Regions from separate parts of the Homo sapiens genome. Here region 1 is linked to region 2. A link is a contact called in ENCODE Hi-C or POLR2A ChIA-PET data. All regions are on one chromosome and are shown on one strand. Each heading gives the region's core, a stretch centred on a gene start or an enhancer-like site at or near the end of the contact. The rest is flanking DNA. Distances are from core to core; before and after follow the strand shown. Region 1 has its middle 25 kb from the start of NHEG1. Region 2 overlaps MAP3K5 (mitogen-activated protein kinase kinase kinase 5).

Region 1 (5,082 bases), core at 2,478-4,977, 330 kb after region 2:
GTGCCATCATGCCCAGCTAATTTTGTATTGTTAGTAGAGACAGGGTTTCACCATGTTTGTCAGGCTGGTCTCGAACTCCCAACCTCAGGAGATCCACCTCCCTCGGCATCGCAAAGTGCTGGGATTACAGGCATGAGCCACCGTGTCCAACCACGATCTCTCTTTTCTTAAGCATTTATTAAGGACCAACTGTATTTCAGTTGCTATTATAATCTCAATCAATACAGCAACCCTGTGAGTTACATATTAATGCCTTCATTTTACAGATGAGGAAATGGAGGCTCAAGAATTTTAGTGTCTTGCCCAAAGCTAGACCCACCAGTAAGATATAGACAGAGCTGGGGCCCAGGTAGGCCAAGTAGTACAACTTACGTCCATACTCCTTCTACTGGATTTTGTAATATCTTTAATGTGTTTAAAAAAATCACACAAGTGATAAATGAATACATTCTGTTTGCAAACAAAAAAAGATGTAATAGGTTAATGTTCCCATTAATTATCTCTCTCTATTCTTATTTTCCCCACCTCCATTCCCCAAGGTAACCACTGTCACCATTTGATGTGGCTCTTTCCAGATCTTATTCTAGAAATTTCATATATCTATCTGTGCCTCACTGCACACGAGGGACCAGAACAGGATGGTGGCGCTCACAAGACCTGGGAGGCGACTGCCCGGATGAATTCCCATGACGCTACATCTTGCATGTGGCTAAGCAGCCTCACTTGGGAATGGGTTAGTTTGTAAATCCTTCTCCTCAGAAAGTACAGGTTTGTGATGTGCAGGTGATTCTATCCTCTGCTCCAGATCATGTAGTGAATATTTAGTATGTTTCATTTTGTTTATGTTTCCATCTCTTTCCCTTCTCTAGATGATTTCTCCTCATCACCTTGTTTCTTCTTTTCTTTCCTTTTCTTTTTTTTTTTTTTTGAGACAGAGTCTCACTCTGTTGCCCAGGCTGGAGTGCAGTGGCGCAATCTCAGCTCACTGCAAGCTCTGCCTCCCAGGTTCAAGCAATTCTTCTGCCTCCGTCTCCCAAGTAGCTGGGACAACAGGCATGTGCCACACGCCCAATTAATTTTTGTATTTTTAGTAGAGATGGGGGTTTCACCTTGTTGGCTAGGCTGGTCTTGAACTCCTGACCTCAGGTGATCTGCCTATCTCCGCTTCTCAAAGTGCTGGAATTACAGTCGCGAGCCACCACACCTGGCCCCTCATCACCTTTTAACCAGAACAGTTAGGTCGTTTTCTTTCTCTTTGTGATGGCAACAGTTATTTTTATAGCTGTCTGGGGAAGGTGCTTAGGTAAATATCAGTTTGAGCTGTACAGTAAGCTTAATATAGCCCTTTTCTATGATTGATGAATTCACTACCTTCTTTTTTTGCACTTTTTGTTCAGTCAATAGAACTCGTGAATTAGTGATAGGGAAGTAAATTAGTTTAAGGTTGACAAACTTCCTAGAACCACACCCAGGGATTACACTAGATCAGATACACATAGTCACCCCTGCTCCTGTACATTGGTCCTCCAACCTTCTACTTCCCTGCAGTGGGGCATGCAGAAGGAAAAGGGACACATCTGTGAGGGAAGAAGATGATGCTGCTGACCGGCATAGACACAGGCACAGGCACATAGGGTCCGAATCTGGAGGGACCTACCATAGGAAGCTGTGGTGTGCACCCCTAGAGCCACTATGCCATGACTGTGCCTCCTTGGAGCCACCATCCAGCCTGGAGATCTCCAGGTAGAGTTCTTGGTGGAGATCACACAGGACAGCAATCTGTGGCCATAATACTATTAAAAAGGGGGCAGGGGGCAGTTCATCTTCCTGCAGAGATGGAAGTCAGATTTCCATCTTCCACTTAGATTATGGACAAAGACATTTTCTCTACATTGGTGTTAGTTGGGGCACGGGACCAGGGGGTTAAGCTAACTAGCTTGAAGGGATGTGCAAAATGACCAAGAAAGGGTGTTAGCCACTGCTTACACCCCCTTCAGTTAGCCACTGCTTACACCCCCTTCATGTAGGGGCAAAGAGACAAGAAGGTTCACACATGTGATCTGTCCCAGGAACGTAACAGAAGGTTAAGAACTGAAAGAGAGAGAGAGAGAGAGATAGAAAGATGGGTTCTGTGGTTCAGAAATCACTCCCCACTCTGGTGGGAGTCGGAGATTGGCAGTCAGATGCTGCCACACTTGCTACCATAGGGATGACTGTCATGCCGCAAGGTCTAGTCCAAAGCACATTTAGTTCCCGATGTTAAAGAGGGCTGGGAGGAAGGTGAGTGGTCTGAGAGATGAGAAGAATGCAGACAGGAGAACCAATCTGGTGACATTTTGGTCAAGTGTGCTGTCTTCATTAATTTTCGGTCTCAGGATTCCTAATTATGGAAACCAGCCAATACGTATTTTCTTCAGCCGTTCATCCCTAAGTCCTTCCGGGGCTGGACAGAGGTAATATAACAACTGTCGCCACACGGTGGCAGCAATATCTTCTTGGCTGTGCTCACCTAGCCTAGTGGGTGCTTTTTCTGTAACTGCAGAAGCCATGGCTTTCTCCCCGCTGGGACTTGCTGTTTGAGGAGCTGAGGCGCCTCACAGCACTTATTACAAAGAGTTTTCTTCATGTTTTTCTTTTTCCTTAAATGAATGCCTTGGAAAATATGAGGTTATGCATTACCGGGTAACTTTTTGCTTTTGTTTTTGTGTTGAGGCAGGGTCGCCAAAACAAAAACTTGCTCACTCTGTCGCCCAGGCTGGAGTGCGGTGGCGCCATCTTGGCTGACTGCATCCTCAACCTCCCAGGTTCGAGTGATCCTCCCACCTCAGCCTCCTGAGTAGCTGGGGCTACAGGTGTGCACCACCACATCGGCTAATTTTCTATTTTTTTTTTTGTAGAGATGGGGTTCTCATGATGTTGCCCGAGCTGGTCTCAAATTCCTCGGCTCAAGTGATCCTCCTGCCTCAGCCTCCCAAAGTGCTGGGATTACAGGCTTGGGCCACCATGCCTAGCCAGCGGGTACCTTTCTGTCTTTTCCTAATGGCTAATAATTTAAATCTAACTATATCTGTGAAGCCAGTGGTTTTGCCACAGGATGAGGAGGCGCCAGGGGACGGGAAGGTGACCAGATGTTCTAATTGAGTCAGCCTTGGTTCTGGCAATGAGCAGGTGCTCTGGAAGAAGTCCCAGGCAAGCTCTGCTGTGCCCCTTATCTGAACCGAGCTGATGAGCTGGCCCCCGTCCAGAGGAGGATGACCAGAGCAGAGAGGGATCTGGAAACCAGGAGTGACAGGGACGTGTGGAAGGGAAGGGGATGTTTGCAGAGGAAGGGATGACTTGAACACTACAGTTAAATGTTGGAAGGGTTGTCATGGAGAAGAGAGGTCGTTAGAATCAGGTCGGAAGAACTAGAACTAGTATGCTAGTTTGGAAGGGACGTTAGGAATCCCATCAAACACACTCCTCATTTTACAAAAGAAGAAAATAAGGCTGAGAGAGTGACACTTGTCTGGGGTCACGCCGTTGGCTGGTAACAGACAGACAAAGGACTAGGATACAGCCCTTTGATTATACCCAAATATGGTTGCCCATCAGGTTGTAAGCTATAGGGTGGGTGAGGAGGGTAACGAAGGTGGTGGCCTCTGTTTAGTGTTGAAGCAGAAACTGGGTGTCCAGAGAGTTCCTGAATTGCCCAGAGGGCTGGCCCCAGCCTAGTCACTGGAAAACGTCTGCGTTTACCTCTGACATACTCTATCTCTGTGTGCCATATGACTCACTTAATAACTGCCAGGTAATTCATGGTGATGAAAGTTTGTGTGTAGCGCGTGGGGTGGAGGAGGGAGTTGGTGTCTGGCCTTAGAAAAGGCTGCTTTTATGTGGCAGCAAATAGGAGGCTAGCAAGGTCTCTGGCTGGGGATTGCCTGGTGTCCTTGACCTTGCAGAGTCCCCAGGCTCCATCTTGGGGAAAAGGGAGACAGGAGAGGGAGTATTGCAGGCTTCCGTAGGCCCTCTGGGACGGGAGCAGCACTATGGGGAGATGGGTGAGCTTGTGTGCTGAACATCGCTAACTTCATAGGGCTTTGCTCTTGTCTCCATCCCTGAAAAATCCTTCCTAAGCACTGTATGGTATAAATATTTTAGTATCTGTCCATGGATTGGCTTGTTGTCTTTGTTGAGTTGCACGCATGATCTGGGCCTGGTTTCATCACACCTTGTGCAACTGCGATCATTATCTGGATGACAAAGAAGTGGGTGCAGGCCGTTCCCTGGATACGAAATGCTGAGGCAATTAAGCACATCTAATGACTGTTTTCTTAAGATGAATAGGAGTGATAGCAGTACACAAAGCAAAATGAGGTCTTATAGTCCATGCAGCCCAAGCATGGACTGGTCCTAGTAGAAGGAATGATGTAATTATGCTTCCCAAGTGTCACACCTGTACCATAGGTATTCTGAAATGACTTCATGTGTGATGACAAACATTTTCTTTTTTCTTTTTCTTTGTTTTTTTTTAGAGACAGGGCCCTGCTCTCCCATCCAGGCTGGAATGCAGTGGTGGTGATCATAGCTCACTGCAGCCATGAATTCCTGGGCTCAAGTGATCATCCTTCCTCATCCTCCAGTGTAGCTGGGACTATAGGCACATGCCAGCATGCCCAGCTAATTGAAGAAAAACATTTTCAGATGAAATTGTTGTACATATATCTTCAAGTGTGTTAGAAATATACATCTTGTGTATTAAATTTATTTGCTCAGAATGAGGCTAAAAAAATTAGTTAAAAAAATAAGTAGATAACAGCTGTTACTAAGAGCTGTGTGCTGAGTCTTGTACTAAGTGCTTTGAATGTAGTTCCTCATTTAATCGTCACAATAGCCCTTTGAATTAAATTTTGATTTACAGAAAACTGAATTGAAGCAAAGAGGAGTTGCATAATAACTTGTCCAATTCACAAAATTTTAAAGGGCAGACCTGTGTGAATCCAGACGAACATAGATCTGTCTGAATTCAGAGCCTAGACTCCTAACCACCGAGAGATACGGCTTCCTAAGAATGTAGCCACACCCCCAACAGAGGGACTTTGG
Region 2 (5,636 bases), core at 769-3,268:
AGTAGGTCAGGAGCACAGAATCAGTTCAACCAGCAGTGAACATTTTGTTGCAAATCTCTTCCTAAAGGAGATAGTGACACTGAAGAAGGCTGGGCATTTCCACCAATTGAATGATTCTTGACATTCCTTGTATTTTAAAATCATGATTAGAAGTTCTATCCAGCCCATGAATAGTGGAGAAAAATGTCTTATAAGTTAACAAAATGTACCAAGGAAACTTACCTCACTCCCCTGACAGAAGAGGCACTAAAATTCCACTCATGTATACCTTTCTAGAACAACAACAAGAAAATATACTGAGTCATCCAAATGGAAAATAACATAACAACAATAATTTTGTTTAATTATTTTTAAAGTGATATACACAGCCATTTTTCCTGGTACACTATTTTTCATGAAAGAATTATCTGGATGGAAAGCACAATTCATTCTCAAGTCCCAAGGGTAATGATTACTCTACTTAATAATTCCTGTACTTCAATAAAACAGCTTCCAAAAGAGCCTAGGAGAATTAGTCTCATTAAATTCTAAAACTTGATATCTAGTAATAACTGTTGTGTGTTAATTTTTAAGTAAAAAAAGTCAATGATCAAGGTAATTCTATTATTACAGTTGAGAAATACTTCTTTTCCGAGAAAGATAAACATTAATTTGAATAACATCTCGGCAAGGTTTTAAAGATAACTATTTCTGAATTATCTTTAGTTAAGATTTCCAACTAAATAGGCGGTTCTATTTCTTTAGAAACTAGTAGAACAAGAATGTATGTGAACACACATGTGTACAGTGCCCATCATAACTACAAGGTATTGCTACCTAATTTATGCAAAATTCCATATGCTAATAAAGTATGAACATCAAAAATTTGATTGTCATACTATAAACATGGGTGATTTGCAGAGCCAAGGTAAAGAAAAATGTGGGAATTTATTTCTTGAGTTTATCACTAAAGCTAAGATAAAATTATTATCAAATTCATATGTCCCTAAAATAAATAACAAAATGGATCATAATCCCTTTAAAAATATGTCAACAGTATAAAATAGCATAAATATTTTTACAGAAACAAAGTAGTTTATCCATGTGTCTAAGTTGAGCAAGTACAGTACGGCAATAAACTGACACTGACATTCAATTCTGTAAAGTTAAAACAACCATGAAAAGGAGTTCTTACCCACCCACTGCCAGGAGGCTGAGGTCTTGCCTGGGCTAATAAAATGGGTGACAAAGCCTTGTGGCTCTGAGGTGGCCTAGAACCCTCCTTTTGGCTAAAGCAACTCAAAAGCGACAATTTATATCTACAGCCCATAATTCTTTGCTAGGTCCATGCAACTTAAAGTAAAAATAGATCCTCTCAAGTCAGATGTGAATTTACTAAAAAGCTAGTTTCAGTGCATGTCAGTCAGGTCATGGGGATGTGATCTGAATGAACGCAGAGCAAATTTTGTTGCATGAAGTCCAGGAGGGAAGATACCATAAAAAGGTATGTGGTGGCTGTCTTAACCAGAGTACAGAGGGAGTGAAATTAAAATAGCAGACTGCAGCCTCAGCTGGTAATTTGGAAAGTTGCTTCTAAATCCTGTTGGCCTCAGGTGAACTTCTAAATATATATATATATATATGACCCAGGAGCTGCAGCTGTTACCTGTACACTACTTGCATACAATGCAGCCTTATCCTCAGAGCCTGCAGCTGAGCTGCTTTCCAAGACCATGTCCAGGAGCAGGAGGTGGGAGGCAAGTGCAGAGCTGAGGCAGTATGCAAACCCACCCCTGAACACAGCAACTGGCAAATACTAACAAGACAGCACTGGTAAAACCCATCTTCTATCAGTCCTTTTCTGGGAACAGCTAAGTAAAAATTGTGGACTGGTTTTGTAGGAAAGGAGGGGAGCATTTCCAGAATGCTTGGTTCCTGAAAGGTTGCCAGTGCTGCCAGGGAACGTTCCATTTCAGTGATGTAAATAAAGCCCAAGCCCTGAGATGGAAGGTGGAAGGAGGCCTCCCTCCCCACCTACCTGTAGGACACACCACAAGGAGGCGCTGATGAGCTGTAAAGCCAACAGGTAGTTTAAAGGCTCCTGGGATCTGTCTGGGAATCAGGGAAAACAGCAAGGCCAAACGCAGCGCTAGCTATAATTAGCCCCAACAGGCCTCAAACCAACACTCAACCTAATTTAATCAGCACAAGCACCATTTTCTAGGAACGGGTTAGCCTCAGATCCCAGGCCCCAGTTAGGGCTAGAATAGGAGCTGGAAGTTAATACTGTATTGACTGAAGGTGGCAGGAGTTATACTGTAGTAGGCACTGTCAGCTCCCTCAGCAACTGTCATTCCATCCTTCTCCTCTGCTGACAAAAAAATAAATTTTGCCCAGGTTCAGGTGGCAATGTTTATGAATGGTGAAACTGATTAGTCTAAATTGGCCACGGTAAGTCCATTTGCCTTGCTGGGGATGGGTGTAAGCATGGTCATGTGATACAACTTATGGTATAAAGGAGAGGGCTTGGCCCTCCTCCCCGGGATGCCGCCTGTGTGAGGTGCTTCTTGGAATAGCTAGCTACTTAAGAACATGAGACTAACACCAAGAGTACGCAGAGAAGCCAGAATTCAGAATCCTGATGCTGAAACTACCCTCAGAATCACCCCACCTCAAAATTTATTTTTTTCCATCCAGGCTGGAGTGTAGTGGGGTAATCATAGCTCACTACAGCCTGGATCTCCTAGGCTCAAGCAATCCTCCCGCCTCAGCCTCCCAAGCAGCTGGGACTACAGGCACATATCACCAAACCTGGTTAATTTTTTTAAATTTTTTTGTAGAGACGGGGGTCTTGCTACATTGCTCAGGCTGGTCTTGAACTCCTGGCCTCAAGCAATCCTCCTGCTCTGGCCTCCCAAATTGCTGGGATTACAGGTGTGAGTCACCATGCTCGGCCTGTAATTTCTTGTAATATGAAATACCATTTCTTTATTTAAGCTGCTTTTGGCAGGGAGTTTGTAGCAGAAAGCATCCTTGGTGGATGACAGCATCAAATCATCTTAATCTAGAATCAGGGGTAAGCATGTTTCCCTCATAAATTTCCTGGGCCTTCTGTGAGTGGCCACTGGCTGGAGCTGAAGTGAGGGAGGAGAGTCAGCACTTAGTCCTCCACTAGGCCCCTGCCTTTGCTTGATAATCCGTGAGGTAGGCCAAGGGTGCCCAAACTTCAACCCCCAAAAGGGGGGGAAATTCTAAATAACCATTTAAAACGCCCTGCAAATAACTTCTCTCTTCCTCAATCTTAAGTTTTTCTTTCATTGTACACATGCAGACTTTCTTCAAGGACTAACTTACTTTTCAGCAGCAACCATTCATTCAACAAATAGAGAACTGTTAAAAGATCGGGATTTCAATTAATTTTACCCCTGAATGTAGAGTAGCTCTCTCTAAGAGTCCTTGGGAATTGGTATATAATGTGCTTCAAGTTTTGAAAGTTGCAGTATAAAGTATATACTAGCTCACAGAGCTATTTATTCCATATGTTAGAATAAAAATAGTGAGAGGAGTGACTAAAGAAATAAACATGATAAATGAAAAGCTACATTCTCTATTCTAATTTTAGGAAAAATTTTTAAACATTCTGTGATAAAAACAACCCATTTTTAGTTTAACATAAGACCTATTAAACTGGTTGCTTCTCTGTTATTTATAGTTGTTTTAAAGTAACATGGTAATAATAAAGTTTTTTTGTTTTTATTGCTTGTCCTCCTTCCAATTTTACCACTTTTATTTTAAAAAATTGAGAAAATGGTAGTGATAATGAATACACTATGGATAGAATCAGGGTTTGCAAAGAAATTGACATAAATTCAGAATGGAAACTGATACAAGAAAGCTTCAATTTTTGAACAAGGAGAATTTTTTAGCACTAAAAGTTATAGGAAATAAGGACAACATAAATAAAATTCCTCCTGATCAAAAGATGGTGAAAATGGAAAATGGACAGTACATAACTTAAATTTGTAACCCTATTTAATGCACTTGTTTATATCCTAATATATATCCTAATATTTCTTAGCATAATATAAAAATTGTCTCTATGATTGTCACAAAACATAAGAGAATGAAAACGAGGCTCACTTTACTGAGCAAAGAACCTCCAGGAAGGAGAAAACAATAACAAATTGCTGGAAATAGTACTCATTTTCCAAAAATCTCTGGCTTACTTTCTGTTCTTTTTCTGTCTTCCAAATTCTTCTGGCTCTCTACTCATTCTCTAGGCCTTGCTAATCGCTAATTCCTCTAGCCTCACTCTGTTTCCAAGTGTCCTTGGATAACCTTGCTCTTTTCAATCAAGCCTTTGAAAATCTCCTCCTCCAGTCCTGCTCTCGTCTCCATAATGTTCATGTCTCCTAACTGTTCTTAGTTTTTGTAGTTTCCACTGGATGATTAGTGTATCTCAGCTTGTGAGAACATGTATGTGTATACTTGCATACATGCAAAACAATATAAATATTGCACTGCACTTTAAAGCAATATCACTAACATGTATATAGACAGTTATATTGATTATTCCCAATTTTGCCACTGGATGATTCCACTTGGAGTCTTGCCATTAGTTTCAACTAAACACGTCCAAAATGAAATTCCTCATGATTCCTCTACAACTCAGGTTTTCCTTCTAAAAATCCTACCACCTTTATCAATGCAATCAAAACTTGAGTCACCTTACACTTACTCCCTCTTTTTAATCCTTCTTCCTAATTTGTGATTAAGTTGTATACTTTTCTTTCCAAATCAAATCATCTGTCCCTTTGCAGTCACAATTGTATTATTCCACTCTAGGATCTCTACCTGCCTCATATCTAGCTAGTTCCTCTAACAGTCTTCTCTGTGACCCTCCAGAGCCTCAGACTTCAGAAATCAAATGTCAAGACCAGATCAGTCTTATAGCTACACTAGCAACCATTATGGAGCACTTGTTCCAAGCCACTTAGCACTGTGCTAAATGATTTCCATTCATCCTCTCACTTAATCTTCACAACAATTCTATGAGGTACTGTTATTCTCATTTTACATACATGGCAACTAAAGCATGAGGAGTTGAAGCGCATGCCTAGGCCACGAAGCATGCAAGAGCTAACATCAACCTTCACACCTATGCACTTTGATGCTGACCCTGGGTTCATAATTCACATTCTGTTCTGCCTTCCTGCCAGCTCTCAGATTTTCAGAAACGTCAGTGACATCCTGTTTCCTACCGACACATGTTTAAAATTCTTCTTCCTAGCTTACATAGCACTCTAGAGTTTTATGTCATCCTGCCCAACCAATCATATCTCCCACCTCCCTCAACACGTTTCCCCTTGTAGAATGAGTCAGACTCTGCCGGCCCCTGAACGTCCCATGCTTGCTTTCACTTTGGTGCCTTGGTTGGAATTCTGCCTTATTCTTCTAATCTAGTTTGTCTTCCCGTGTTCATTTATCTCTTCTAGTTCTACCCACAGCCAAAGTCCAGGTTCCACCTCCTTTAGCAAGCCTTCTCGAAGGACTCCATGCCTCACTGATCTTCCTCCTCACTGAACGCCACAGACCAAGAACCCATAATGTCCTCCTCAGGAACCAGCACAGTCCCAAAGTCCACAGAACTCAAAAGA

Evidence for each region. A loop is a pair of places that touch in the nucleus more often than their neighbours do. ChIA-PET counts read pairs that join two places held with the same protein, here RNA polymerase II (POLR2A). Pooled maps may share reads with other maps.
Region 1: a loop to region 2 is called in a map of naive thymus-derived CD4-positive, alpha-beta T cell, with 25 times the contacts of the local background. The contact joins two enhancer-like sites. A Hi-C loop is called at or near these places in 1 of 168 maps with a recorded cell type or tissue (naive thymus-derived CD4-positive, alpha-beta T cell) and 10 of 50 pooled maps. POLR2A ChIA-PET finds 5 or more read pairs at or near these places in 1 of 52 experiments (activated B cell).

The regions. Positions count from the first base shown.
Region 1 is chr6:136,965,849-136,970,930 of GRCh38, forward strand. No RefSeq gene overlaps it. Among named protein-coding and RNA genes, the nearest start is that of NHEG1, 25 kb to the right of the region's middle. Within about 2 kb of position 3,728, at least 4 of the 41 ENCODE cell types and tissues checked have a DNase peak (open chromatin) inside an H3K27ac peak, as active enhancers do.
Region 2 is chr6:136,642,298-136,647,933 of GRCh38, forward strand. MAP3K5 (mitogen-activated protein kinase kinase kinase 5) reads right to left here. Exons shown (of 30, transcript NM_005923.4): 12 at 223-272. It overlaps MAP3K5-AS1 (MAP3K5 antisense RNA 1), which reads left to right. Exons shown (of 3, transcript NR_125858.1): 3 at 5,475-5,636. Among named protein-coding and RNA genes, the nearest start is that of MAP3K5-AS1, 16 kb to the left of the region's middle. Within about 2 kb of position 2,019, at least 16 of the 41 ENCODE cell types and tissues checked have a DNase peak (open chromatin) inside an H3K27ac peak, as active enhancers do.